Linked DNA regions of Mus musculus: regions 1, 2, 3, 4 and 6 are each linked to region 5. A link is a loop called in an ENCODE intact Hi-C map of the cell type or tissue named here. Cell type or tissue: left cerebral cortex. All regions are shown on one strand.

Region 1 (5,000 bases), 51 kb before region 5:
GAAGGGAGTGCTGCTAAGGGCTATGATCGCATATTCCAGAATCTTCTGCCTGGGAGCCATGGTCCTGACCAGTGTGAGCTGTAGATGATCACAGGTGGTATTTGTGTTACTCAGCAGGAATTGGCTCCATCTCAAACCCAACTTGCTTACAGAGAGGGAGGCTTCCTACATGCTGTTCTTGGAATAGGGAGACAATTGTCTTTGTTCTACCTAAGGCAGGCTTCCCGGATCTCCCTTGTTCAAATGTTTTTCTCTGTCCTATATAATCACTGCGGTGAACTTCAATGATTCAGGCTATGTTGGGCCAAGAGAGGAAGGGGAAAAAAAAAGCCACTACTAATAGCATGTTCTCTACTGCTGGCCCGGTCCCAAAAGGGGGTCTTTAGAGCCAGTATGAACCCCGTGCTTTAGAAGAGGCCCATTCTGCTCTCCAAATGGCTCAAAGTCAAGGTGAAGGACATATACCTTGGTTTCAGTTCACTTACCTTTTAGACCACGCTCCTGCTGTGTAATGCCCTGCCCAAGGCTCACCAGACCTACTTAAGGCCTGGGTAGACCTGTTTCCCTCCCTATCAAAGGATTGCAGGTGTTTGTGGTTGTGAGTGGCTAGGCCAGACGTTTGGAAGGTGGACTTAGCCTTTGTGTCCACTGGGCTGTAGCTTGAACTCTGGCCCCTGCCTAAAAAATGTAAGAAAGATGCGGTCACAGATTTCTCACTTCCTAGCTTTGTGCAGAAGTACTTATGAACTAGGACCAGAGTTATGATGTAGCTAGAAAAATAACAGAAATTTCGATTATTTTTTAAAAACTTAGAAATATATTGAATTTCCTTTTACTTAAATCTAGGGAACCTATTTGTAATGTAACTGATCCACTTGTTTTCTAAATCTTTTAACTGAGACTTTGAAAATATTATTAAAGACAACATTTACTAGTCCTTGCTGCTGAGTGAAAGGTGAAGCCAAAATTAGATGTGGGGGGCAGAGATATGGTCTCTCAGGTTTCCTCTGCCTCCCCTCCATCCTCTGTGGTACAGGGAGGACCAGAGGAATTTTTTACAACAGCAGGACCTCCTAGTGTTGTCTTACCGAGAGAGAGCACACAGGAATGATAATTTACTCGTGGGATCATTTGGTATTAAATTATAACACATTTAAACATAAACCACTTAGAGAAAGATGATGATGATGATGATGATGATGATGATGTGTGTGTGTGTGTGTGTGTGTGTGTGTGTGTGTGTGTGGTGCATGCCCAGGTGTATGTCTCCAGCGGACTTGTGTTCCTAATTCTCTCACTGAATTTGGAGCTAGGCTGGTGACCGGAAAAGCCCCGGCATCTTCTCTTCTCTGCCCCGTTACAGAGCTGGAGTTACAGGAAACTGCAACCATGTCTATCTTTTTACATAGATGCCAGGATCTACACCAAGGTCCTCAAGTCCGAACAGCAAGCACTCTTATACACCAAGCCATCTCTCCAGCCTTTATGCCTATTTTAAAAGGAAGCAGCTCACAGACTATTGGTTAAAATCTACAATGTTCCCTCACAGTTCCCATGAGTCCCAATTCCAGTAGGCATACAGGGGCGGGGTGGGGGGAGCTTTAGTTTGCAATGGTGAGAACATTGCAAAACAATATTGTTGGCTCAGAATTTTCTCGAAATTTCAAGTGATACTTGACCTCTCTCATTTCTCCAGATTGTAAGAACTATCACCATTTGACCACTCATAGTAACAAACTACCCAGGGCATATGTTACACTAAAATTTCTGCCAAGTAGAACATGACATCAATGTCGCCCTTGACAGAAATAATAATGCCAGTCTGGGGCAGGAATACACAAACATTTTCTGTAAAGGACCAGCCATGGAATAAACATTTTAAGCTTTGTTAGCCATACTGGTTATAACCATTCAGTTCCACCATTCAACAAGAAGTTATAGAACATATGTAAGCAAATTAGCCTGGCTGTGTACCAATAAAACTTTATTTAAAAAAAAAACAGAAATTGTTATATATATACCTGTGCCCAGGAGATACTGTTTGCAGACTCCTGCTCTAGACATCCCAAGAATATAAGCGACCAGAAGTGACTACCACTTATAAGGGTTGCACAAAGGAGAACCACAGTGGCCAATAAATTCAAGAACCTGGACTTCACACCCCCAATTCTTACAAAATCTGTGAAACCAAGGTATCTATCTTATGGGTGTTTTTTTAAATTGCCCCAGTCCATGATCTGCCCTGCTCTTCAGAATAGAGCCAACCTCCATAGTGAACTCTATTCCTGAGTCGTCCACACAGCCGTTGTACTGTAAATCTGCAGGTACTAGGTGGTCTGGGTCCTGGTCTTGTCCCTGGCCACATGCTAGCACTGGTATTATCACAGTGGGGAGGCCAGTCTGGGCTTAGCTCAAAAGCATTTGTGTGTGAGTCACAAGATTGGAAATCATTCTATGTGGGTTTTTCTAATTCCATCACTACACTCCCTGAGCTTCTGCTTCCTCATCTGAACACTGCACAGGCTGACATAGAGCATCTCTGGGATTCCTTTCCACTCTAAGGCCCCACTAGGCTGAGACCAGCCAGTTTCTGAATACCTTTCGGATCACTTCAGTCAGCCGAGACAAGTCACAGACACTCCATTCCATTCTTTTGATCTCCATCATTACATTAACTTTTCCTCTAAGTGGTGATACCTGGCTTCTCCTTGATCTAGGACTCTCTCTGTCTCTGTCCTCCTAACAGAGATCCATGACAACACTGTTACAACCAGCTTGTCAAGTGTGGTGACATCTGCATTCCTGACATTCCAATCTGGAGATGGTCTTTTTATAGTCCAGGAGGTGGGAGGATGCAGCAATGGCTGCAACCCAGACGAGATGAATTTAGAATTGTAAACTGGGTGGAATATGTTGTCCTTAATCTGAATAAAGTTCCTCTAGTCTGGGACTGTTTTCCCAACAGCTCCATCAAGTCTCTTGTTGGTTCCAAGAAGAAGAGGGTTCAAAGAAAGTGCCTAGTGACCTCACTACCAGGCTTGCCAGCACCCTCTTGATAATTAGCCCATCCGAGTCAGACCTGCCCTGTTCTGCCTCCCATGATAGACAGTAATTTGGAATCCACTCTAAAGATTCAGCAGTGTCAGCTGCAGCCTCCAAGGGCTTTGGATAAGTTAAGGGTTGGGGCCCTGCCACCAACAGACTTAGTAATTAAACGGTTCTTTGACAAAAAGTGCAGCCTCGTTGCTTACCCCGAAATCTCTGCGGTTTGGACATCTCACAGGGGTGCCAGCCTCTTTTTCCTAGATTTATTTACTAGACTTCTTCTTTCACTCCATTGAAGCCTCCATGTGGCAAGTCAGCATCTGGGTTGTTCAATGCCAGAGCCCTTCAGGTTGGAAAAATCTCCTACTGCGTATTTACTTGAGTGTGCCTATGTGTCTGTGTACATGCATTTGTGCTCATATACATAAATGCGAGAGGTTGACGTAATATCTTCCTTGATATTCTTGACCTTAGTTTTTGAGGAAGGCTCTCTCACTGAACCTGAGCTCTCTGACTGAGTAGAATGGGTGCCCACTGAGCTCCAGGGATTGGCTTGCCTCTGCCAGCTCAGGGCCGGGGCTAGAGAGGTCATCTGTTGGCTCTGGATGCTGAGGTCTCAACATGGGTCCTCGTGTTTGCACTAATGCAGGGTATCTGAGCCCACACGTGCTCAGCAATAGCTTTACTGATGGAGCCATCCCACATTGTGAGTCACTATTTTTGAGGATTGCTAATGGAGTCTTATAAGGGGGACTGTTCTAATGAAACATTTTAAAACCAGGATTATAAGGCCACAGCAATGGACACAGACTGCCCCACAACCACACACGCTTTCACTAGAATCCCCTTCTATTCCCTTCCATGTTCTCAGAAGTACTTTTGTGGTAGTGTCACGAGCATACCTGCTGGCTCGGGGCTTCAAATCTGATGACCTCGGCCCCCCAACCCCCACCATCTCATCTTCAGCTACCGAATCCTTAATGAAGCACAGATCACATGAAACTAACAGATGCTCACATCTGCCTCTCATCCTCCTGGCTGGATCAAACTGAGCCAGCTCCTTCTCGACATAGTACAGGACCTTCATGGAGTCTCTCTCTTTGTCAGCCTGGATCCGGTAACCTTTGCGAACTGTTGGAGAAAGCACAGGAGGGTGAGCTAAACACAGGAAAAGCAAGAAAAGGAGGCCTCCATTCTTTTTTTTTTTTTAACCAAGCAGAAAAACATGGTTCCCAGTTAGAACAATTGCCCAGAAATAGTAAACTACAGTTTATACACAGAGGGCACACTTGAGATCCTCGATCAGGGGTTGCCACTGGGACGAAGATCCTGGAAGTGAACAAGCAAACCCGCTGCAGTATGCTTTCATTCATTTGCTATCCTGTCCCTCTTGTTGTCTGACCTTCTACAGCTATACTAAAGGCTCCTCTCTCTGCATAGCTTTTTTGAGTTCTGGTGGAGGAGCAAGCTCATGCTATCAGGAAGAGAAAGAGACCCCATTCTCAGTTTAGGACCCATGTCACTCTCCAGCAGGAAGTCCACACCTTCACTTGGTAGAAGTGCACGTAACTTTAAGACAGATCTCCAAGCATCACAGATCTCCACAAAGGCAGGCTGAAACCCTCTAGTTGCCTGGGAGATGACAAAAAAAAAAAAAAAAGCCTTAAGCTGGATGGTGCGTGCCTAAGAGCTAATATTAGATTCTAGACTACATACACAGAGGCGCAAAACAAGCTGCACAACACAGAGATTTCTAATCACACTTCCAGTTTATCTCCTTAACATTTTCCTTTTAGGAAGAGGAATGCCATATTTCAGATGTGACTAAATTAACTCGACCTGCTGCTTTGTGGTTAGAAACAGGTGTTATTTTTTCAGGGCTTAATAAAAAAAAAAAAAAAGAAAGAAAGAAAGAAAAGGAAAAAAAAAAGCAGGTTAACAGCATCCTCTGCATC
Region 2 (5,000 bases), 110 kb before region 5:
AAACCTAGAGATGTCTAGAAAGAGAAACCTCCATTGAAAAATGTCTGCATCAGATTGCCTATAGGCATATCTGTACGACATTTTCTTGATTAATGATTGATATAGGAGGGAGGTCCCAGCCTGTCGTGGATAGTGCCACTCCTGGGCAGGTGCTTCTGGGGGGGATATAAGAAAGCAGACTGAGCAATCCATGAGGAGCAAGGCTTTAAGCAGCATTTCTCCATGGTTTCTGCTTCAGTTCCTGTAGGGGGCACAGAAAAAGTGTGAGCACAGTCTGTAATGTTAAGCACACAGGGTTGTTCCTCCAAGGGAAGGAAAGCAAAACCTGTTATCCACACAGAAGGCCAGGAACAGACATGTTTACTACCCTAGTGACCTAGGCTCTACTGTGTGGCTAGAGACTCTTCCAGCACCGGACCTTCCCCAGACCCTTTGCATAAATTTGTTTTTCTCGGTAAATCTGTCGAACCTGCCTTGATGGATTTTACAAAGAGTTTCAATGTAGTCCTGTCTGATCTGTATTTAGTTTACTTTGCTCCTTAAAGAAATGTATGTATGTGTATATTTTGTTGTGGACACAGGATTGAGTTAATTATCAGCAGAATAAATTTTTTTTTTTTTACCAAATTTATGCTGTGCTTAAATGTGCCTAAAATAAATTAGGGGTCAAACTTTCCTGCTAGCCCAAGGGTAATGGACCAGTGAGCATGGGCTGATGTCTCCAAAACTGTGAGACAAAAATCATATTTGGCTTTTAAGTATGAGGTGTTTGGTGCAGTATCAGAAAGCTGATTAATACACAAATTGTAAGCACAGACCCTTTGGTCTCCCTAGACAAATTCTGTGAAGTCAATCTCAAAAGCATCTTTCTGTCCTGCTTCTCACTATGGGAGCCTGGCAGCCAGCACCTCCTTGGTCCTACCTGGGAGTAAAAACACCACCATCTGCAGTGAAGCTGAGCAGATGGCTTCAGGAGCTCCAGGGAAAGGGAAAGTTGTCCCTGGATGTGATAATGAATGATATTTATGAGACCTTTAAAAAACCTGTTTCAAGTGTGCGTTATTAAACTGCACCTGTTGGGAAAGAGCCCTTTCCTGCCTCTGCAACCTTTGCAGCGAGCTAAAACTGGAATCTGGAGGAAGCAGTAAACACTGTGAGCATTGCTTACCATGTGGCTGGGAGCTACAAGGTGCTACACGTGCCCTGTGTGGTGATGGCCACTCATTCAGAAGGCATTTGGCACTGTGGCAGGGGCTTGGGGGATGTCCCAAGCTTTCAAACTGGCACGGGAATTGCTCGTAATGTGGGGAGACTCTGCTGGAAGCAGAATGAGCTTCTAAAATCACCTCCCAGAGAAGAAAAAAACAAAACAAAACAAAAACAAAAACAAAACAAACAAACAAACAAAAAACCAAAAAAACCCTTGTTGGCCTAGAAAAATGAATCGCTATCTGGTGTTCCCAAGGAAAATCTGACCTTGGGGAAGAAACCTGGGAAATGAGGTTTACAAGATTTGGTCAAGGCTCATTGGCCAAAATCGGGGTGGGGGTGGGGCAGTTTGCTGCCTGGAGTCACAGCTGTGATTACCCCGACCAGCGTTACCATCCACCTGCTCCTGAGTTTACTGTGTCCTTGGGAGCTGGGATTGCCCCAGAACAGGAGTCAGTCTTACATCTCGCATTGCCTTACTGCATGATTTGTTTTTTTTTTAATTGGGTTGCTTCTATACAGAGGTCTTCTGCGATGTTTATTATATTGTCTGCCAAAAAGAAAAAGCTGTCCTGAGGCAGGAGTTAGGAGGTTAGCAGGTATTTCCTAAAAGGACTGGCAGAGACAAACCGTTTCCTGGTCCACAGTCCAGTGCTGGATAAACAGGAGACTTCAGGCACACGGCTCCGACTAGGCTAGCTGCTCGGCGGCCACCAGGGGGCGATGCTTCCTCACCTTTGCTCCAGGCTGTTCAGCCGCTAGCCAGAATCATAGCTCTCAGAAGCCAAATGGCTCCAAGGGCCACCAGGCGTCTCAGCTGAGACTCTAGGAAGCCCTGGCCTTTGGACACATCAGACAATCCAAAGATGATTTTTTTTTTTTTAGTCTTTCCAAAAGTAACATTTCTAAACTTGTACTCAAAACTGAATTCTGCAGGAAGAAATCAAACAATTATTTGTATTTGGGAACAACCTGGAATCGGCTTTAGTCAGCTGAGTGATGAAGACAGGGGAGGCCTTACATATGTTGTCCCTCATGGTGGTGGGAAATAGCAGAAACCTTTGAGAGGGCTCCTTCTCACCAGGCCCATGAATAATGATAACAGGTACTGAATGCCTACCTAAAGCCCGAGCCATGCATTGCTCCCGTTAACCCAAACTGTACCACACTGGATTTAAATTCTGTTCTCTTATGTTCCATCACGTTTAGTTGCCCAGGGTTACAGAATGACTGACAGACACAAGGTGGGGTGTCGCGCCTGCTCTCGACCAGCAAGAACGATGCGACCACCAGTCCTTCTAACAGCAGTTTATTCAGTCTTCATCTTTCTTCTTTCTCTTCATCAGTACCGTTCCCCAGCTGAAGAGTTCTGAATCCACGCCAGATCCTTCTCAACAGTCTGTTTTACGGGAACCTTTATTAACCGCTCCTTCCCAGTGATGCAGTTCTGAATCCTCCCTGTAGCAGGGGGTCTTCGCTCATGCCTGAAGATGTTTCTTTTCCCGGGTTTCAGCACCAACTGTCGCGCGCGCCCCCAACAGGCCAGGAAGAACGACGCTGCTACAGGATCCTTCTGCACACGTTTATTCAGTCCTGTTTCTTCTTTCTCTATATATCTCCCTTGTTTATATCTCCCCTGTTTATATCTCCCTTGTTTTTATATCTCCCCTGCTTATATCTCCCTTGTTTATATCTCCCAATAATAACAATCCTCTCTAGAATAACAATCCTCCCTCTAACCCGGGCCTCTCACTCTTTTATACTCTCAGTTCCCATCCACACACAGCAGGCCACGCCACCTCACCAGGCACGCAGCTTCAGCTAATCAGGGCAGCAGGGGCAAATCTCCACCAAATTGGATTCACCTGTATCCTGGTACACCTGCGCAGCACTCAAGATGTTTGTGTCTTGTGTGAGGAAGTCAGGTGCAAGTCATATGACTTAGCTGCAGTCCCTGGCGCCTTTGGGACTGCCGCCACACCCGCTCCCCACAATTCCCCCTTTTTTCTTTTTTGGCAGAGAGAATGTCTGTAGATAGCCCCCAGCAGCCATGCCCCTTACCCGTCCTTGGGTGACAAACAGCATTGGTTTGATCCCTGTCTTAGGTTGGTGACATGCCCAGGGAGTCTTATCACTGACTACCTCTTAATCATGCCAAGCCACTCCTGGGGAGATTGTGTTTTGCTTGTGGCAGGTGCATCAAAAGGCCAGGATGTTGATTAATCTATGGCCAGATCTTAATTGCTGCAAGCAAGCCTCATGGGTGAAGGTAGAGGTCTGATCCCCAGTGTGCAAGCATAGGGGCCCTACACAAAACCATCCCTTAGGCTCATCACCCAGAGAGGTCTTGGCCAGCTCCCGTGTCATTTTTCCTGAGGGAAGGGAACTAGGACACTGAACCTTCATGCAATCAGACATGCCTTCCACAGGATGCCAACAGCAAGCTATCCTCTGTGCAGTGCTTAGCCTCGCACCCCACGGCATAACGCAGCATAATTTCTTTTAGAGCGGCAAACCGAATCTGAGGAGATTGTCCCGCCTCCACTGCAGCAAAAGCCTATGCTACCATGGCGAAAGTGCGGGCCGCACACTCTGCACCTAACACATGTGCCAAACACAAAACACACACACACTATAACAAGCATACATCCCAGGGCTCTCATCCCCGCTCATCTTCCCTGAAGCAAGGGATAGATGGCCAGAGGGGCTATATCTTTAAGGGAAATTCAGGGATCAAAAAGGCATGGAAAAATGTGAACGTCATGTCGAGCTGGTATCGGCTTCTGGAACACTGAAAGGATCTCCCATCTTGGCTCCATCGTTTGTGCTTGTGGGACCATCCACCACATCCACAGGGGCAACTGGATCAGGAGCCTCATTCTTGCAGCGTCTCACCAACCTCTCCAGCACCCAAAGAGGTTCCGTCTGGTCCTGTGGAAACACACAAACAGACCCTCTCGCCCACATCAACACCTGATCTGGTCGATCCTCTCCAAATCTCCGGACAGAAGGTCCACCTACAGGTGGCTGCTGAGGAGGCATAGGGAGGAGGCGCAGAAGCTAATTCGCCTTCCTCCTCCGCCTCAGCTCTTTTATTTTGTCCTTTCTGTCCACCTGATAACACTGTGTCTCCTTTCTTTTTCCTTTTTCTTTTTAAGCCCTTTTCCTCTTCTGACATACTTTCTTGTTGCTCTGTAAGGATTTTCTGACCTGTCTTGACTGCCTCTACACACAATTTCAAACAGTAACAGAGTCCATATATCAGAACAAACAAGACCAAAACTATCAGACCTACCCACAAAGGGTCAATGGGAGAAAAAAGCATAACTACACAGCGAGGATCTATTGATCACTACACTGAGGTTATCATAGTTCCTTAACTTGTCCCCAAACAGGGAACCTTAACTTGTCCCAAAGCCAGGAACCTTAACTTATCCCAAAACCAGGAACCTTTTGTTACCTTGTGCCTGCTTCCTGGCAACTTTATGCTTGCCTCTATTTTATCCGAGGTCCTTCCCAAACTCCTGGGGTCGCAAGTTTCACTCACCGTGAACTTACCCTGCCGGCAACCACTGACTGCTGAAAGTTCTGAACTCGGTGGGGGAGTCGGTTCCCCGTACGGGCCACCAATTGTCGCGCCTGCTCTCGACCAGCAAGAACGATGCGACCACCAGTCCTTCTAACAGCAGTTTATTCAGTCTTCATCTTTCTTCTTTCTCTTCATCAGTACCGTTCCCCAGCTGAAGAGTTCTGAATCCACGCCAGATCCTTCTCAACAGTCTGTTTTACGG
Region 3 (5,000 bases), 94 kb after region 5:
AAATCTCCTTTGTGCTGAAAATTTGGTCTTGGTGGTCCTGGGCTGAAACTTGTCCTATATACAGAACAGGAAATGTACATATGTGATGTGTGTGGTGTATGGTATGGATACGCTATGGGAGAATGTTTGTGAGTTGAGGGACGTGTCAGTTTAAACTCTTCCTCCATCCAGTCCTTCAGCAGTGGCTGAACCCATGACAGCCCATGTGTATGTCCTGTTCTCAGAGATGCTCCATCATCACTGCTATTTCAAGAGAAGAAACCCACATCCCCTAACTACAGCGCCAGCCTCATCAGAACCTTGTGCCACCAGGTTTCACAATCTGTCACAAGGACACGCTCCAAGTTATCAAGAGGGACCTGTTGCAGTCTTTAGAAATTTCAGAAGCTATCTTTAATCTTCAATAGGCAGTTCAGTGTGTGTGTATGTGTGTGTGTGTGTGTGTGTGTGTGTGTGTGTACATGCACATATGTGTACACATGTGGAGACCAGAAGTTAGCTTCAGGTGTTTCGGTCTCTTTTCTCTCTTGCTTTTTGAGGTGGAGTCTCTCGATGACTCTGGAACTCACTGATTCTGCTGTGCAGAGGATGCACGGTGAGCCCTGGGGTCCTCCTGTCTCTGCCCATCGCCCACGCCCGGTGCTGCAATTACGGGCAGGTGTGGGTTGCTCCTGATCAAACCAAGGTCCTCACAATTTCATGCCAAGCAGTTTGCTGATTGAACCACCCCCCTAAGGTCTGCGTTCTGGGCTTTTAATACAGTGACAAAACTGCAGTCTGGACCTGCAGTCACACCAGCCTTATGTCCGGCTCCTTCCCCATGTGCCAAACCAGGGAACAGTCCACACGAGCTCCTGCCTCCACACTCTGGGGTTGTTGGTCTCTCAGTATCCTCAATGGTGTTGCATCCTTCCAACATTCTTGTATGGAAGGTGGACCACGTGTTCCCAACTCCAGTTTCACAGGAGAGTCCTCTGAGTTTTATGTTGGTATCTGTGCACGCGGGTGCACACATGCACACACACACTAATAATAAGTAAATAAATGTTTAAAAAGCAAAATACCTTTGCACTATAAAAGCAATGTATGCCTATGATAAAAAATTTATGTATGACATAAAGCTATCACACCAACTCCCTTCAAACTAAAACCATCTCCATTCCAATCACAGCTACAAACAAAACGAGGAGAGCGCCTGTCTTCCTCCCATTTCCAATCTATGAAGGAAGACACACATGAAACAGTGGTAACTTCATGAGCAGTTACGGTTCAAAGTGGGGTTGTATCTGAACTCATGGTGAAGGGGTTTACTCTTGTCTGAGGGCCAGAAGGAGCCTCTAAAAGAAGAGAAAATAAAATAAAATCACCTTAGTCACACTACATTGATTTTATTTTCTTCTCTTCTTATCATAATTATGCTACTTTCTTCACATTCTTTCCCTAAAACTCAAAGCACATTTTTTTGTAAAATGTGGCAGCCTTGGATTCTAGTACCCCACACCTGAGTGTTTCATGGTATACCATTTTCAGGTGGTATTCGTATATGATAATGGAAAGGGGACCACAGGCAAAGCAAGGATGTAAATCACTATGGTGATGAAGCTTCAGGGGCGTGGCCTACTTTGGGGGCGTGGCCTACGGGTGTTTTGATAATGCCAGTGGAAACCATGATGGGGATTCAGAGTCCCATTTTCTAACCCAACCGGATTTGGTTAATCTTAAGAATATTTTAAAGGAACACACTTTACAGAATGCTCTCTGTCTCCAGGTACAGGTGTGTTTAGGACGCCTAGCGCTGGCATCAGAGCCCCCACCTGAGAGTGTACTGAGAGTCAAGTGTCCACAGCACCCCAGGGCAGCTCCTAGGCCTCCTTTAGGGGTGGGATCATGAGGGTTCTTGCTGCACCATCCTTCCCCTAGTCTCTAAAGCAAACGATATGTTCTAGAAACTTATCTGGGATAAAAGTGGGCTCATCCCACGTCACTGATGGACTTTGATTGACCTGAGAAATCTCAGCCTCCTTTCCTTCTGGAAGAGCCCACGACTGTCTGAAACCCGGTTTCCCGTTGTTGTGGCGCCATCTTGTGGTCAGGAAAGGGTATGCATATGGCTGTCATCTGTCCCGCCGAAGCGCTAAGAAGCCCTGATAACCCCAAGATATTGATGTTGAATGAACAGGATCCGCTCTTTCTGTCCCCTCCCACCAACGCCGGTCAGTAAGCTCTGGCTGCCACGTCTCACCCCAGGCTCTGGGGCGGACCCCTGAAGTATTCCTGTTCGGTCCACTCCTGAGCTCACCGGCATTTTCACAGGTCGCCTATGGGAAACTGCCTCTTACTTCAAGGAAGGTAACATTAGCACCATCTCAGCCTTTATTGTGGTTTTTGAAGGACCAGGGAGCTTGTAAGTGACTTACAGCTACAAAGTTAAAATAGGACTCCCCGGCTCTGCAGGGAACTCTGGGAGCAAGAGTCTGAGAACAGCACCCCTACCTCATTACAACATCCAGACACAAAACCGCATCGCTTCCAGAGTTAATACTGTCAGTCTGAATCGAAATCACCTACAGGAGAAGCCTCTGGGCACGCCTAGTGGAATTCCAGATCAAATCCACCTTGGGAGTGGTTGGGTGGGGCAGTCTAGATTAGGTTAATTAAGGTGGGAAGACCCTCCCCCATGCCCCATCCCCCATCCCCCCAGCCCAGCTGTAGACTGCACCATCCCTTGGAGTGGAATATTGGACTGAATAAAAAGTAGAAAGTGAGTTGTGCACCAGAATTCCTCCCTCTATGCCTGCCCCCTCCCTCCTCTCTCTCTCTGTCTCTCTGTCTCTCTCTGGCTCTGTGTGTGTCTGTCTGTCTGTCTGTCTGTTTCTTTCTGTGTTGTCTGTCTGTGTGTCTCTCTCTGTGTCTCTCCTCTCCCCCTCTCTTTATCCCTCTGTGTGTGTCTGTCTGTCTCTCTGTCTCTCTGTGTGTGTCTCCCTCTCCCTTTCTCCCTCTCCCTCTCTCCCTCTCTCTCCCTCTCCCCTCCCTCTCTCCCTGCCCCCCCCCTTTTCCAGTGGCCAGGGGCATTGAGAGCTGCAGCTGCCACAGCTCCCCCACCTTGGAGGACTGTGCTCTTAAACTGTGAGGAGCCCAGTGCTTACAGGGAAAAGTCCAACCTCCTAGGCTGGTACACAGGCCCCTCTCCATCTTCCCCCATTGTCCTTCCCATGAACAACATTGGCCATCATGGACATGTACCCTACCCCTCAGCCACACGGACATCATGACTCTCATGCTGTTTTCCCGTTCTGATGGGTCTGCTGGCCAGGCACTAATCTCCGTGTTTTACATACTTTGGTTCACCCTTTCCCGTAACAGCATGAGATGAACACTGGTGTTGTGCCCATTCTACAGATGTACAGACCAAGGCAGAGACAGGCTAAGTATCTTGCCTTACTTGCTGGCAAGGAGCACAGCTAGGATTAAAGCCCGTGGCTACTCTTCAGCACCTGGTCTTGCTGCAACTCCAACATCCCTCTTGTGAAGAAAGCCTCCAGGATCCCTCACACAGTCTGCATCACATCACTGTGTCAGCCCCCCACCCCCCACCGAAGCTCATGACCACGTGACCTTCAGCCCTGGCCCCCACGGTGCAAACTTTGCAAGAGGAAAGTCACGAAATCACTGTGTTCTTAGATCGGGAGCAGGCAACAGCGGGTAGACAGAACACCACAGGTTTTAAGCACAGCTGCCAGGTGAGCTCAACAGAAATCTCAGACATTCAAACACTGGCAGGCCGGGAGCTGGTGAGATGACCCTGTGGGTGAAGGCACTTGGTGCCAAGCCTGATAAGTGAGTTCAAGCCCTGGGGCTCACGTGGTGGAGAGAGGAGGCTCCCAACTAGTTGTCCTCTGGCCTCTCACTGGGCAGTTCTCCCACATACATACACACCTCACAAAGGCAGTTTTAGAAACGTGTTTTAACTTGGCCATCCGGGCTGGAGGGATGGCTCCGTGGTTAAGAGCACTCAATGACTGCTCTGCCAGAGATGAGTTCAGTTCCCAGCAACCACATGGTGGCTCACGACCATCCGTAATGGGATCCGATGCCCTCTTCTGGTGTCTTTGAAGAGAACAACTGTGTACTCACATGCATAATATAAATAAAGAAACCTTTTAAAAATAAAACTGGTAAACCAGAAACATACCAGCAAAACTGGACGCTTGTGGGAATCCATATCTAGTACATCGTCCCTTTTACTTTAAGTCGAGTGAATTCTACTAACTTTTTGGGTTTTTCAAAGAAGTTATTGTTTGGCCTCCAGATGACTGAGAGGCAACGTGATAATCCACTCGGCTTTGATGGAAGCCCATGGGTGTGGGGTGTTCATCCGTGGGGCTTCCCAGGGCACTGGATGTTTCGCGGGGCTTCCCCAGGGAACCCGATGCTCCTCCCTCACCCAGATCAGCCTCACCCACAGGCTTTGCTCTCACCTCCTTATCCCATTTCTACACACGCAGCACTGAACGACCTCAAAGGTAAAACTGATGGACACACCTCGGTTCACTGGTGCAGCCGCAGCAGCTGGTGCGCACACTGAGAGCCTAGGCGATTTCCACTCCAGCAGCCATAATGGCAGCTGAGTGTTTACATGGTCCCAGCGCTGCCCCTCTCTCCTCTTCTTTCTCCCCTAACCTCCTTCTGTATCTTGTTTATTTCCTGATCAAAGGTCAACTATTAGGTGACCAGTACAAAATGGGTCTCTTGGCAACCACAGCTAAATCGGCCGTAGCCTGCCTGAGGACGGGGCCCCTAACAGCCCATGTTGTGTTCATGGTGGTGTCTGGGACGCACTGGTGTGGATGGGAAGTGGGGCTAGGAAATTCCCCACCTCGAAAGTGGGTTTTAGGCTATAATAAAGCTTAAAAGAACAAGCCCCGGTGTTTTGCACAGAATGCTTAGCGGGATTCACTTCCTCCAGAGGATGGAGGGTGGGAAGAACAGAAGTCACGTGA
Region 4 (5,000 bases), 61 kb before region 5:
GGCACAATCAAAAATGACTATGTACAAAAAGAAAAAAATAAAGCTAAGTTGAACACCCAGAACTGAAAAGTATATTAGAATTAAGACTAGAAGCCAGGCATGGTGGCACACGCCTTTAATCCCAGCACTTGGGAGGCAGAGGCAGGAGGATTTCTGAGTTCGAAGCCAGTCTGGTCTACAAAGTGAGTGCCAGAACTATATAGAGAAACCCTGTCTCAAAAAAAAAAAAAAAAAAAAAAAAAAAAAGAATTGGGACTGGAATCAGCTGATGAGAACATAGAAAACTATAAGATAAACATGAAGAAATTACCCAGAATAGAGAGCTGAAGACAAAGAAAGAGAAAACATGAAGATTATATTAAGAAACACAGAGAGTAGAACAAAAAGATGAAGCGTTTAATTGGATTTGTCAAAAGAGAGTTTGGAGATGAAATGTTTGATGTGTTAATAGCTTAAAGTTTTCCATATTTGATAAAAAGCCAGCCCACGGACCGAGGAAGCACAGTCCCAGTTGTAATAAATAAAAAGAAACCCACAGTAGCATGTTCTTTAAAACCTAAGAACACTAGAGACAAGGTCAAAGTTGAAAAGCATCCTGAAGCACAAGGTAGATTGCTGACAAAGGAAAAGCAATTGGGTTGACAGACGTCTCAAAAGCACCCCTGGGGATCAGAAGGAAGCGGAAACCCATGACTTCAGTTTGGTGAAGAAAAAGTGACTTCTGTCATCAGTGAGATTCTCTTTGGGGAACAATAACAAGACACTGTGATTGACAGCAACAAATCAACAGCATATCCCACCAAGGGACCAGCACAAAAGAAAATTTCCTTCAGGAAGAAAAACAGTTCATCAAGAAAATCTATAATGTAGCCAGAAAAGATTTATAGGGGGAGATGGGGAGGAGGAAAGATTCTAAACATATTTGAGAAATTTAAAAATATTATTTTATAAGGGCTGGAAAAATCAAGATGGAGTTAAAACATTAGCCAAACAGAAGGAAGTCCAGAAGAGGTATGAGTTTAACTGCTTTAGAGTCTATTTTTAAATTAAACCTACATAGAAACATTTTAACAGAATTACTAAAAGAAGAGAGTTAAGCCCAAACGTTTCAAGCAAAGACAGGTTTTCTGGAATCTCTTGACAGGACCTGGCCATCAAAGAGATTAATAGCTCCACGAGCTACTTACCGCTGTTTATGCTCACAAAGGTTTTTAATTGCCTTCCCTTAATTATGGTACTGAGGAATTTCCAAATCTCTTCAGAAACTAAAATGTCCTCCCACGGAACGGCTCTCCTCTCCCTTCTCTAAAGAGTCAGGCAAAGGCTCTTTTCCTGAATATGAGCCAGGTACCATCATTGTCCAACTACCATATCTACATATGTAGATAACATATGTCCTGATGTCACAGTGGGTGTCAACAGAATTCACCCAGCCCACAGCTCATTAAAGTCTGCTGGAACACACATTAACTGCCAACATCTGCCTCTACAGTACTTAGACCATTCTTTGGAGAGTGTGTATATCATTACTATTATTAATCATTGTTATTATTTTGATAGCAGTACTAAGCACTGAGCTTCATAATACCAGTTCCATACAGGTCACTTCATGTAATTTTTTTTTTAAATCTTGGAGAGAGCACAAACTGTAAGATTGTAACATAATTAATTGAGTTCTTTATAACAAAAGTAGATGAAATGCTTTATTTACTTTAAATCATTACAATCAAATGCACTTTGTATGTATGACACAGGAAAAGAAAACCATGAGTGACAGTGATATAAGTGTTTCAGTTTTGATGTCACAGACAAGGCACAAAAACAACTGGGCAGGTGATTCTCATGAAGTAGGCATCTTTGCACCCGACTCTTTTGATGGCATGGTTTTTATTTTCACAAGGACATTTCTCATGGAGTAGTGTCTAACATCTTTGTTAATAAACATGGCAAGAGAGAAGCTATGGGTATCTTTCCCAAACTTTTAGATAAAAGAAGTCGGACCACATTTTCCCCTGTCCAGTCAGACCCACCAAAAAACTCGAACATGACTTTTAGCTCAACTGCCACAACTTTATCCTTCTCATCGTCCTTATCCCCCTCTAGATCTGGACCTCGAGTTCTACCTAAAAAAAAATGTATCTCAAAATATAGTGAAGATGACAGCTCCTGCCCACAGCCATGGAATTCTGAGCCTGGATGAATCTGTAGCTTGGCTTAGAAATTCCTCTTTGAGAAGAATTCAGAAAGTGGCAACCCTTTTGTCAAAGCCTTTCCCCTCACAGCTTGATGCTGATGATGAAGATCCTCCCCAGCAAAGACACCTCCTTCTCAGGGCAGACTTCAAGGAACCTCCTGTGGATAGATGAAGTGGCAAATGCCTGCCTTCCTAGCTTCTCCTCACCAATGATGTGTGAGTGAATATTGAGTCAGGGCTCTCTCCACTATCCACCTGCTTGGGAAGAGAACACACTAGAGGCTGGGCCCGTGATTACTGTAGGCTTAGGACCTGGACAGTCAGAAGGCCATCTAAAGACTAAAAGCTATTTGGCAATAGGTGATCACTTGGCACACTTTCAGACCCAGCTCCACATTGGGTAAGATGGGAAAACACTGGGCTTGCTGTGAAGAACAAATGTGCCCCGTTGATGCCAACCTCACGCTGTTGCTTAAAGCATCTCGGCTTCTTCTTACTCACCTTTGATGCCACTAGGGCCTTTGAGCTTCACAGGTAATCCCAAGTGACTAGGGGGTAGGTCCTGGTAGGGAACCTTTTGCTTTCTAAGACCTTAGAATTTCCATGGGTGATTCCTGTACTCTATACATCACTTCTAAACTTCCATAAGATTCTGGCTGCAATTAAATCAGTTTTGGAATAGGTAATATATATTTTACTATTTTTTTCTCCACCCACTTTTGGTCCTAGCATGAAAGTTATGTTATTAGCAAAGCTTTTAATTTTTACCCTTTAAAAATGATTTACGTTTGCCATTTTCTCTGATGGCTTTTTTTTTTTTCTATTCATGAGCTAAGTTTTATTCAGGATGGTAAGGGAATAAGAAAATTGTCTGTAATTCCTGTTGTCTGATCTCAGCCTGTCACAACATATCACTATTCTGGGAGTTGGAACATGTCAAGAAGCCTCCCGGGGGGAGGTCCTCCAACCCCCTCCCTTTAAATGTTTCCTTTCAGCCTGACTCTGGTGAGCCATTCTCCAGTGTCATAGCTGGGACTGCTGGATGCCACACCAGTGCCAGACCTAAGGAAGTTAGAGGGACCTCACAGTGATATTGGAATGAAATAATCCACAGCACAAACAATATTCCTGGCCAGCAGATAGGGGTGCACCAGAGGTATGATCCAGTATAGCACCACCCAAATGCATCTACCACAAGGCATTCTAAAAGGATATGTTCAGAATACAAATCCTTACTCCAGATCCACCCATCCATTCTCCAAGGTACAGTCCAACAGCATTTGTGACAGTGGCAGTCAGTAATCCTTGTGTTTTTTCATTGTTATTTTCAGTGTTTGGTTCTTTAAGGCAGAGTATCATACAGCCCAGGGTGACCTTGAACTCACTATGTAGCCAAGGATGACCTTGAACTTGAAACTCTCCCAGATGTTGGGATCACAGGCATGTGCCACTACCCCTAGTTTATTGTGCTAGGGATTGAACCAGGGCTTTGTGCATGCTAATCAAGCGCTCTACCAACTGAGCCACATCCCAGTCCCCCAGGCAAGTAATTGTTTTACCAAGTATTTTTAAATGCTTTATTTCTTTGTTAGGTGTGTATTTTGCCTTCGTGTGTGTGTGTGTGTGTGTGTGTGTGTGTGTGTGTGTCTGAACTGGTGCTGGGAGTCTCCATGTGCTGAAAAATGAATGTGGGTCCTCTGGAAGAGTAGCCAGCACACGTAATCACAGAGCCATCTCTCCAGCCCCTTTCTTTTTCAGTTTTTAACAATGTATTTATTTTTATTTTGTGTGCCTGAGAGTTTTTTGATGGTATATATGCGTACCATGTGAGTTTAGTGCTCCCAGATGCTCTATGAGATCAGTGGGTCCCTGGAATTGAAGTTACAGACAGCTGTGAGCATTAGTAGAGTGCTGGGAACCAAACTCGGGTCCTCGGCTAAAGCAGTGTTTTTGACTGTTAAGCCATCTCTCTCCAGTCCCTAGGCAAGTAATTCTTATGACTAGGCAATTTTGCAAAAACACAGATCCAGCAGGAAAGGCCTATAGATTGGGAATCTAAAGATCTGACTGGTTTGTGACTCCATAAATGTGGATGATGGCTTATCCATCTATTTAGAAATGGATGGAGAGCAGATGAGCCAAAGCGGTGTCTGTTAGTTACTCCACTCCTCTCAAAGACTGCTTCGGATCTAACCAGATTTTTATATGTAGCGCCAGCCCCCTCTCACCCTGGGGTGCCCACCCCTACACCACATGCAGAGTGAGGATCATGAGAAGGGAGGTGAGGTCCCCAACCCATGTGAGGTGCTACTGCACCCCAAGCTGTAGATACAAGTGCCAGGAGGACTAAATCCCAAGCTCCCCTGGGCTTGCTTGGATGGAAGAACTGAATACAGTCCTGAGTCTCCTAATGAGTCTATACATAGCCTAGAGAAGAGCTCTGAGCACCAGGGGACCTCTCCTGCCACCTGCTTCCATACTCCCTCCTCCAGCTTGTCCCTGACTCAGCTGTGAGTCACAGACAGAGACAGAAGCTCCTGTAAGCGGGCCTCTACTCTCTTCCCTCCTCCCTGAGGCCACTCATCCCTCTCTCTTCTCCTTCACCTCCTTTCAGCTCAGACTTCTACAGCCTGGCTTTGCAGATCACTGAGCATGTCCTAAAAATGGGATGGATGGACAAACACACAACACTTAAATATCAAAATATTCCCATTTAAGGTTTTTGTTTTTAAAGAAAACTTTAAATCTCTGGGTTTATTATAATTTATCCATAGCACTATTTCTTATCATATGCATAAAATATACT
Region 5 (5,000 bases):
CCCTCCTCCAAGTCTCCCTGCTAGAGGGCACCTGTTGCTAAACTAGCAGCTGGCAAGCATTTTGTTTTGTTCAAAACAACAACAACAGCAACACAACAACACCACCAATCTCTTGCAGGAAGTAGCCCTGCACTGACAATGAGAAATCAGGAGGCTAAATATGTAGCAGGAAAAACTGGATTTCAGCAAGGAAAGACAAGGAAGGAGCCGTTACAGCCTGAGGAGAAGAACCCAAGTGTTGATTAGAAATTGCTCAGCCTGCCTCAAAGCAAAGCAGGGGAGTAGAACGGTGGAGAGGGGGGAGCATGGGGGAAGAGGGGAGAGAGGGAGGGAGGAAGAGGATGAACGTGGTTTGTTCTTGGCTCTGTCTCATTTTTAATCTGCTTTTTTTCCCTCTCTCCCTCCCCCTTTTACCTTGTCTCAGGAGAGAATTCATTGATTGAGCTGGATGGGAATGCCTTACCTTTCCTCGTAGGGCTACTGTGTGAGGAATGAGTCTAAAGCCCTCTCATCCTTGACTGATCCCCTCTCCTCAGCCCCCACCCCTTTTCCCGGCAGCCATTGTTAGCGCCCTCATACTTTGCAGGGGCTGAGAGGAGCCTTGTCCATCAGCATCTCTGACAGCAGGGAGGCAGGTCAGGGGGCGGCAGCGGGTAGTCAATGGCACCCCAGGACGCAGCCTCCCTCACACATCACCCCTGCCATCTGACAGCTGAGACACCCTGATAAGTAACCTGTTGCCTGTTTCCAGGCAGAGCCAGCTCTCCAGGTGCAGAAGGCAGAAGGCACAGACAATGCAGCGCCTCCCTCCACACAAAAATAAAGCAACAGAGCCTCCCCCCCCCACCCCCGAAAGCCAGAGAAGCAGGCGGAGCTGGGGCACAGAACTCTGGCTGGGGTCTAAGGTGATACCCCAGATTCAAATATGCATACTGCTTCTCTTCACCTCTGTTTCTATAAACCAAGAGGAGTGGGGGCCGAACTAGATTTCCTGTGGTCCCTCCACTAATAGGTTTACATTTCATAAGAAACTGTTAGCCATCTAGAGCCCATATGCTGCTCCTCTCCCACTCTCTGTGAGTCCCCAGAGTACTCCTCTTGGGCAAACCCAGTATTGGGAGAGGGACGTCAAGAAAAGCATCTCTGACTCATGGACCTCCTAAGATGCCTGCCTGACTTCAGAGAAGCCATGACACAGGCCTCAAGTCCCAGGCCCCTTGAAGATGGCAAGTGAGCAGTAGAGGCCACTCGGGAGTCAGGATCTGTGAGGGTGGCAGTGGAAAGCATTGGGAGGCCAGAGGAGGGAGAAGCAAGGATCAGCCAAACCCTGGAATTAGATGATTCATATTTGAATAATGTGGGAGGGATGAACTCAGAGCAGCCAAGATAAGAGGCTAACTCTACTGAGGATGCCACCCCACCCCCACCCCCACCTCATCCCAGCTGGGGGCAAGAGCAGTGTTAGGGCCTATCATTTGCCATGGGGAAAGAACTCAGGCAATTGATAATTTCATTCTGAGAGTAAAAGAAGAGGGGGTATTTGTCTTTCTTCCTTCTTGCATGTCTTTTCTCTCGTTTCAGATTTGCTTTGGCTATTTTAAGCTGGATCCCATTTTCCTAGTCTCTTGATCTCACCCCACCCTACCGCACCCTCCTGGAGCTGGTGGATGCCCCAGAGGAAACAAACTTTTTTCTTCTTGCAGCCATTTGCTCTCTTCTGCCTGCGACTGACCCGATCCTATCATCATGACCCTTCGACACCTTATTCTGTCTTCTCCACTGTCTCTTTGGTTGCCTCTGGCCCACCCCCAGCCATCCAAAGCCTCCTCCCCCTGCCCCATTTTGCCTTCAGCGGGCTACTCTGAATCTGAGGTGGCCACCCCAGCGCCACTTGTTCCTTAACCCAGAATTGCTGAATTGTACAGTGTTACACACAGGGCTTCTCCTAGCACCAGACGATGGGAAGAAAGTTCACAAAAGGAGAAGAGGTGCGCTACAAGCACCGCCAAAGTTACCTCTGAACCTCCATACAAATTAACGTTGTTGGGGGGGGGGGCGTCGATCTATTACAGGGTTGTCTTTTATCTTCTCCAAATGGCTCCAGTAAGACTGATAGGGCCTTAAATTCCAGGCCAATCAAGCTGTTCTTCATCTTCCTAAACCTTTCCCCCTACAGCCAGAGAGCCCCAGCGAATGTTCCTGGGTCTCCCTCCTCTTCTGTGGAAGTAGCTAGGGAGACACTCCCCTACCCACCTCCCAAACCCTGCCTCCAGAAAACCAGAGCTGTTAATGAATCAACCCCTTTCCCCAGGCTTTGCCCAGGACTCGGAGCCTAACAAACTCAGAGAAAGAAGGAGGAAGAATCATTGTCTGGAGGGGAAATATACCTCCTAAGAACAGCCTCATAGCGCTAGTGAGTCAAACACCTGCATCTCCATCCAGCTCCTTCGCAATCCGGCATTCTCCCTTGCCTCCCCCATCATACACACACACACACACACACACACACACCACAGGCTAAGCAGCTTTAACACTGTCAAAAAGGAGGAAAACGAAGGTGGAGTGGAACACCACCACTGTAGGAATACATTTAAAGTTATCCGTAGCTGTGGCAAACGACTCTTACCTGTTAACCAGAAGACAGCGGTCCACCCCAACACGACCCTATCCATCTTCCCCAACTTCCCATCCAGATCCAGAGTGGGAAAAGCGGGCATCAGCTGGCACGATAAGATCCGGATGACCTCGCAGCAGCAGGCGGCGGCGGCGGCGGAGCGCGGGCCCCGCGCGTCCCTGGCGCCGCAGCCCTCGGGGCTGGCCGCGCAGCCCGGCCCCGGGCGCTGGACGCCGCCGCCTGCGAGAGGCGCGCTGCCGCTGGCTCTAGAGTCCGATTGGGCTGCGGGGGCCGTTCCCGCACGCACAGGCTGCGCGGCACCGGCGAGCGCCTCCCCGCAGCAGAGCTCGCCGCGCGGGGGAGCTCGATCGCCGCGCCGCCGCCCGCGCCAACACCGCCCGCCAAAGTTTCTCGGTCACGTGCCGTCTCCCGGGGCTGGGAGGTCAGAGCCTAGCAGCGAAGTCCACCCCAGAGGGCGGACCATGTGGCGGGGGCTGCGACTCAAGCTCTACTTGAGCCACCAAGCAGGCTGGGACTCGATGTTTCCTTGCACCTGTACTGGGTGTCAGGGACAGAAAGGCTACAAGGACTTGGCATAACTTCTCCTGGGGCTTAGACCTGTGTGGTGTTTGTTTGTTTGTTTGTTTGTTTGTTTTTGTTGTGCCCTGGCTGGTGCATCTGGTTCAACGAACCAAGAGGCCCCAACCAAATTAGGATCCATAGGGGAGAAACCCTTTAGGCAAAAATCTTTTTTCTGTTAAAACGTATGTGGCCTTTTTAACAGAAAATGAGCAGAGAGAGAGAGAGAGGGAGAGAGAGAATGGGAGGGGGAGGGGGAGGGGGAGGGGGAGGGGGAGGGGGAGGGAGAGGGAGACTACACCTATACATTCTCCATTTGCAGCGTACATTTCCATGGGCTATGCCCACTTTTAAAATGGAGTTGTCTCCTGTCTATTGGAAAGGACTCACAATACGTTGAGAAAGCACTGAGAAACGAATGTTTGGGTTAGCAAATATATACTAAGGCTCTCCTAGGCTCTAAGCATTAAGGCTACAGGATGAGAATGGTGTCCCTTGAGGAGCCATATCCTGGGTCCAGGAGAGGAAGAAAGGCCAGACCTTTAGAGGCATAATGCATAGTCATTGTAAAAAATATGCCGGTTGATGTCATTGTAGAAGAGATAGGGAAGGGGCAGGTGGACTCAGGAAAGAACAAGTTAGTCCCAGGGGTGGGGCTGATGACCACAATAAAGGAGACATCTGTGTTAACACTTGAAAGATGGGACAAGATTTGGGCTTGTTGAGGGTTGGTGGCAGTAAGGAAGCAGACACCCATATTCTGTCTAGAGGAAGGGAGAAAGAACTCCGAAGGACCGAAAAATGCCCGTGAACTCGGAAACAGAAATCCTTCACCCTAAGAATGTATGCATGTGAAAGCAGGGGTGATGTATATATGGGGACATGCAGAATCAGGAGGAAGCTCAATGGTGGCCTTTTGCCACCACTTGCCTTCTTTTTGCATATCTGGACAGTTCCAAATACAGAAGCCAGAAAGTCTAGTCACCTCCTAACCACCAAAGCTGGAGGAGAGGCCCCTGGCCCCAGTATGGCCAGGGTGACCTCTTAACAGGTAGGTTTCTGAATCTGGATAAAGTAGTGCAAGAGGCAGGCACACCGGACAATCAGTTTTGCCCGGAGGTAGCAGCAGCATCAGGGGCCGGGGCCAGGTGTGGTGGTTGGAGGCTGGGTGGCCACCCTGCTCAGGGGTGTGATCTGAGCTGCAGTCCTGGTGTGGCCTCTCTAGGTTCCCACTTGTCTCCTACATCTGGATCTTCAACGTTTTTAGTAAGTCTTAGAGTCACTCATTACATTTCATCTTTTACTTAACTTGAGTGATTTGTATGCTATTAAGAGTCCTGAGTAATAAGCTCTGTGAGAGAAATTTGAGAACTATATCCTTTAGCACCCAGAAAAATCAGAAAATTAAGATGGGACTTAACATCCGGAGGTTTCTTATCAGAGCCTAAGCAAGTTTGTGGGTGTTTTACAGGATTCCTGGTTTAATCCTAATGAGGAAACTTGAGCATAAAGATTGTCACTAGGACCTTTAAGATCAAGAAGCCAATGAATGCCAGAGCTAGACTTTAACCTCAGGTCACCTGGCTTCAAAACGTATGCTTTCCGCTACAAAAAGTTTGTCTACATAAAAGGGTTAAAATATCAATGTATTTGTATTATGCTCTGCTATTTACTGCATGCCTATGTTTGTACATACAATGTCTGGTTGAGAGCTTTGTGCAAAACTTCGACAAATGAGAAAGTTTATAAAGAGGGGAAATGGGCTGATTTAAAAGGTCAACATTCACAGAAGTGACCTTTGAATTAG
Region 6 (5,000 bases), 73 kb after region 5:
CAGAAAAGCTTACTGCTGTAAATAGACTAACCCTGACTTGTTGAGGGAGTCAGAAGATTGCCACCCTCCGAATAAGCTGTGCTTGGTTAAGTCTTTCAATCCCTCTGGTTGTGTTTTGTGAAGAATAGAATAGAAACATAAAGGCTTTTTAAAAAATGATCTAAAGGGAAAGGGTCCTATATTCTATAGCTTTGTGGACCGACTTGTCCTGGGCTTACCTCAAGCCTTTCTGCAGGTCTTTCCCATCTCTCTGAGCTTCCCTCCTCCACCCGCTGTTAAACGTCCTCAGAAAGGGACCTCAGCACTTGCTCTCTACACACCCTACTCCCAGAGGCTTCGTCCACACCAGGACTACATCCACTTAGGTTTTGGTTTGTTTGCATTCTGTCTTAGACAGGAAGGAGAATGCTTTCTTTTTCTGAAACAAGGCCTCACCCTGTAGTCTGGGCTACTCTGTGCCAGCCAAGGTGGCCTAGAACTTCAGGCACTTTTTCTGCTTCTGACTTTTGGGTTCTAAATTCCAGGATGGCACCAAGCCTGACTTCTCCCCTTTTGATGCCTGTGACCCCAGAGCCCCCAGGTCAGCCACAACTCCCCAGAGTGCCACACAACTAACCTCATTCCCCTAAGGTGTTGCTTCTAGTCTTCATCGCTCATTCAACTCTGTCTTGTCTTACAAAGACTGTGAGGCAGACTTAATAAATGCACAAAAGGCGAAAACTGAGAAAAGATAGCATAAGTGTGAAGATATGACGGGAAGAAGAGATGAAACTATGGATAAAATTTGTTCGGCTACTCCATTTTGAAAAATTCTATGTAGTGCAGCTTTCACTCTGAGTTTCCTAGCAACCATTGCAAAGAAAAAGCAAGCTACAGTGTGAAGTGTCTTTAAATTAAAATGATACATAGCAAGTCCATTGTTTATGAGCGACAGTGACCTTCTTTCTAGTAAGCAGATTTAAGAGAAAATTCCCCAGGCTATTCTTTTCAACAAATAACTTGCAATGTACTAAGGCCGTGTCTTTGACAACATCCTAACTATAAATATGAAGGTAGAGCGGCTTAATGCTATTCCTGACAACTTCCTACAATACCTAGTGGAATGAAGCCAAGTATTTATGCAAAATAATTCCCGAGTCAGGACGGTAAACCAAGTATATAAATCTGAGAGCTTGCCTTGAGAACAGGGTTAAGTAACTATTGCCTGCTTCGTATTGTTCTTCAACCGGGTTTTGGAATTATTGTTTGGCCGTGAGCCCAAAGTTAGTCTCTTGAAGTCTTGGGACTGCAAATGCTCTGTGCCCGGTTTAGGTGCAGATGTTCTCTCTGGGAAATCCAGCCAAGGCAGGAAGGAGGTGAGAGTGAACTGTATCCTTTTATGGAAGGCAAACTACCTCCTATAAATACTGTCCAAGCAGAAACCAGGGAGGCTGCGCTAGCCCAATCCTGCAGGCCTGTGAGACCAGGCTGGACCTGCTCTGGGTTACACTGTGTTGTGTTGAATCATTACCCCAATTTATAAAGCATTGGCCTTGACCCAAGTTACTCCATTTTAAGCCTAAGTACCACAAAAGAAAGCCTGAGCCTTGTTCACACACACACACATGCGCACACACACATGCACACACATACACACACACACATGCACACACACACATACATACATGCACATACACACACATGCACGTGCGCACACACGTGAGCGCGCGCACACACACACAAGAACCACACTAGCCCATACACCGGGAGGCACTAACTGGTAATTATCTATTGCCAGTAAATGACAATACTGTAAATACGCCAGTAACACCAGACAAATGGGCTTATTGATCACAGATGTAATCTCGGAGCTCCCTCACCTAGGAGCATCCCAAGGGTAAATTTGGCAAGCAGACTGACTGGTCACCCAGCCATTTGCCATGAGCCTCTTCCAAGAAAATTGTCACAGGGAACAGACTCCTGCCTTTGTCCCCAGCTCCAGTTCCAGCCTAGTTACATTCTCTTGCCCTTGACAGCCAATGAACATCAAGCTGACCATAAATTGCCCTAATCCGCCTGCCCCCGCACCTGATATCTGCACTAGACTCTAAGGTCTTGTCCCCTGAAGACTCCTCCTTGTGCTTGTGTTAGCCCTTTGCCTCCAACTTCAGGAAGGCTTGTGAGCTCTCCCACTACGTTCATTAACCCTTTCTCAACCATCCTGCAACCTGCAAGTATGTGTGGAAATCATATTAAATCCAGCATATGATTTGAGAGTTAATATCAATGCTTGAAATAAACGAACCTGTGACTGCCAACAGCCAGCTATCAAGCACAATCAAGATTAATTGACCTTTTGTCAATTAATTGGCTGGAGAGATGGCTCAGCACTTGAGGGTACTGGTTGCTCTTCCAGAGGACCCAAGTTCATTGATCACCACCCACGTGGCAACTCACTGCTGCCTGTAACTCTATTTCCAGCGGGAGCCCAACACCCTCACACAGACATACATGCAGGTGACACACCAATGTACATAAAACAAACCCTGATTTTAAAAAGATGACTTTTAAAACAAAATGAATTGACAAGTCGCAGCTAACAAAGCTGATATACCTTGAGAAATGTTTATTATTCGGTTCATTCAGACACTGTGGAAAGACACAATCATCCGGGCTTTTTCTGGGCATGGGGGCATGGCATGCCAGCTTCAAGCACCAAGCGGGTGCTGAGCCAGAAGAAGTAAGGAAGGCGCCTTCATTGGGCTCTCAACCTCTGGACCTAGGATGCCTCCATGCTGTCAAGAGCGGAACTTCAGATTTTTTTTTTTTAACCAGGAAGGGTCTCTCTGGGGATCAATGTCTCCTAGAGGCAGGGTAGTCTCAGGGTCTGGAGCCTAAGCAAAAATTTGCGGATCCATACACCTCATAGCCTTGGCCACATGATTTAAATGCAACTAGGTGGACAGGTCTGGGCTTTATTTCTCTATAGCTTCCACAACACACACTGCCATCTGTCTGCCTGTCTGTCTATCTGTCCATCTCTCTATCTTTCTCTCTCTCTGCCTGAGAATGCCACCTCCATACACAGGAGCATATAGAAAGTATTAGAGAAATGATGACCACAGAAAAGCCCCATTAGAGAGACAATCACAACAAATCTAGTTTTGCAGTCTTAATTGGGTTTTATTTGCAATTCTAGAATCTGGCAGCAAAACAGACTACTGCAGCTCAGCACACTTGCAAATTACATTTCTAGTGAGAAAAAAGGAGGTGACACAGAGACGGAGGCAGGCACAAAGGGAGTCAGGTTAGTCACAGTTGTTGGCTTCACCTGAATATAGTCTAGACAGTTGGCTACCTGTGATTGGCCAACGCCTATGGGTGTAAATGGCTGGGATCCAGCTATTCCTTATAAAGCCAATTCCTCAGTTGTTAGGTTTTCTATTTATTTACTTGTTGAGTTAGATTGTAGCTTCTTACATAAGGACTCAGGCCAAGTTTAGTTTAACTTGGTCTGCAACCAGTAGAATTCCAGTAGAATCCTTCTTACAGAATGGCAGGTGATAGGTAAATGCACTGTTGTTTACAGTTTGGATTTGAGGTGTCTCCCCCAGAGCCTTGTGTATGTGTGTTTAAAGCTTTTTCTCTAGCTGGAGACACTATTCTGGGAGATGCTGGAAACTTCAGGAGGTATAGCTCTACTAGGTCACTGGATGCATGTGTCCACGGGGACCATATCTTGTCCTAGGCCCCATGCTGTCTTGCTGTCTGCTTCCTGTTCTCCATATGTGAGTCCCTTGCCTCCCTACAGTGATGCTCCGTCTCACCACACTTTAACCTAGAAACAGTGAAGCCCAGTGATAACAGACTGAAACCTAGGAAACCATGTGCTAAAATAAATCTTTCCTTTAAATGACCTTTCTTGGGTATTTGGTCAGAGTGAAAGTATGACTCACATCAGATCCAAACTACAAAAATCTTGCGCACGCTCGACTGGCCAGGAAGAACGACGCTGCAACAGGATCCTTTTGCACACGTTTATTGGGAGAGCTTGATTGTAGAGGCGAAAAGACTTCGAGCCCAGAACTAGTGCTGCTTTTATAGGCCTAGGAGGGGCGTGTCTCACACCCGGATTGGTTATGCACTAAGCCTCATTTGCATGTTCCTCATCTGATTGGCTACTCTCTCTCAGTACCTTACAGAACCTCATTATCATACCTCATTTGCATGTCTCACATCTGATTGGTTATACTCCCAGTACCTTACAGAACCTCATTATCATGCCTGGGCCAGGCAGTGTCTTTGCAAAAAACTTTACTGCATATGTACACATTGGTTGTTTGTCCAATCTTATGTGTGGTGGCCAGCAGTAGTCAGTGCCACTCAGCAACGGCACATGTGGCTTCCCACATCTCCCCCTGTTTGTTTTAATAAAATGAGGCTGGACTAGGCCTGTGCAATTATGCCCATCCGCCGTGGCTCCTGTTTTAGGTTGTTCCTCTAATGTCACAGCCTTACCCGTCATAGGGTAACCCTATCGCCACCGGGCCCCATGTCTTAGGTTGGACTGTGCACGAGGAAAGTTGCCCGTCTCTGGATACCGCAGTGCTGTGTGACAATAACTGCTAAATGACCTAGGGCGAACTCTGCAAAAGAGGCCAGCCAAAAAATGAATTAGTGGGGAAATCATGATCACCCTATTGATGAGCAAGGGCTGATCAATGATCGTTGAGTCTCTCTCATCTAATCTCATGCTGACTAATTCTTGAGCATAGATAACCAAATTTCAGGGGAGGAGCCGTTTTCAATAGCTAAAAGTGCCTGAGTTATAATCACCTTGTCACGTTTTTGTTGAGTTCTGAATTTGCATACCAATCAGAGCATGAACACCAGTCCACAGCATATGGCAGCACCAAACAAAATCACTCCCACCCATTCCTTAAAGTAAGAAAAAGCAGAGGTAAGCCAAGAGGTAAAGTCTCCAAGGGTCACTGGTTCCACTCTGGTCCCATTAAGGTTCA

What was found. Peaks named below come from ENCODE experiments on the same cell type or tissue, not always from the same donor. Only the 100,000 strongest peaks of a DNase experiment are listed, where the experiment ranks them.
Region 1: a loop joins it to region 5, with 3 times the contacts of the local background. A loop is called at or near these places in 7 of 42 quality-filtered maps.
Region 2: it touches region 5 in a loop (2.9-fold over the local background); 2 of 42 quality-filtered maps call a loop at or near these places.
Region 3: it touches region 5 in a loop (5-fold over the local background); 12 of 42 quality-filtered maps call a loop at or near these places.
Region 4: a loop joins it to region 5, with 4 times the contacts of the local background. A loop is called at or near these places in 6 of 42 quality-filtered maps.
Region 6: it touches region 5 in a loop (2.3-fold over the local background); 6 of 42 quality-filtered maps call a loop at or near these places.

The regions. Positions count from the first base shown.
Region 1 is chr1:166,302,678-166,307,677 of GRCm38, reverse strand. Ildr2 (immunoglobulin-like domain containing receptor 2) reads right to left here. Exons shown (of 10, transcript NM_001164528.1): 7 at 4,063-4,176. Among named protein-coding and RNA genes, the nearest start is that of Ildr2, 51 kb to the right of the region's middle. In left cerebral cortex, no CTCF peak of the experiment used is centred here; DNase peaks (open chromatin) are centred at 105, 2,529 and 2,857; H3K27ac peaks cover 2,982 bases.
Region 2 is chr1:166,357,292-166,362,291 of GRCm38, reverse strand. No RefSeq gene overlaps it. Among named protein-coding and RNA genes, the nearest start is that of Tada1, 19 kb to the left of the region's middle. In left cerebral cortex, CTCF peaks have their summits at 254 (motif pointing right) and 1,929 (motif pointing right); a DNase peak (open chromatin) is centred at 1,936.
Region 3 is chr1:166,157,902-166,162,901 of GRCm38, reverse strand. The region is part of intron 4 of Gpa33 (glycoprotein A33 (transmembrane)); the gene reads right to left. Among named protein-coding and RNA genes, the nearest start is that of Gpa33, 30 kb to the right of the region's middle. In left cerebral cortex, CTCF peaks have their summits at 2,090 (motif pointing left) and 4,104 (motif pointing left); a DNase peak (open chromatin) is centred at 2,095.
Region 4 is chr1:166,313,514-166,318,513 of GRCm38, reverse strand. It overlaps Ildr2 (immunoglobulin-like domain containing receptor 2), which reads right to left. Exons shown (of 10, transcript NM_001164528.1): 10 at 1,682-5,000. Among named protein-coding and RNA genes, the nearest start is that of Ildr2, 62 kb to the right of the region's middle. In left cerebral cortex, no CTCF peak of the experiment used is centred here; DNase peaks (open chromatin) are centred at 1,266, 2,249 and 4,663; H3K27ac peaks cover 2,305 bases.
Region 5 is chr1:166,252,093-166,257,092 of GRCm38, reverse strand. It overlaps Ildr2 (immunoglobulin-like domain containing receptor 2), which reads right to left and starts at 2,954. Exons shown (of 10, transcript NM_001164528.1): 1 at 2,627-2,954. The coding sequence starts at 2,717. In left cerebral cortex, a CTCF peak has its summit at 2,974; DNase peaks (open chromatin) are centred at 1,140, 1,684, 2,359, 2,965 and 2 more places; H3K4me3 peaks cover 3,337 bases; H3K27ac peaks cover 3,051 bases.
Region 6 is chr1:166,179,468-166,184,467 of GRCm38, reverse strand. No RefSeq gene overlaps it. Among named protein-coding and RNA genes, the nearest start is that of Gpa33, 52 kb to the right of the region's middle. In left cerebral cortex, a CTCF peak has its summit at 2,772; DNase peaks (open chromatin) are centred at 906 and 1,303; H3K27ac peaks cover 1,561 bases.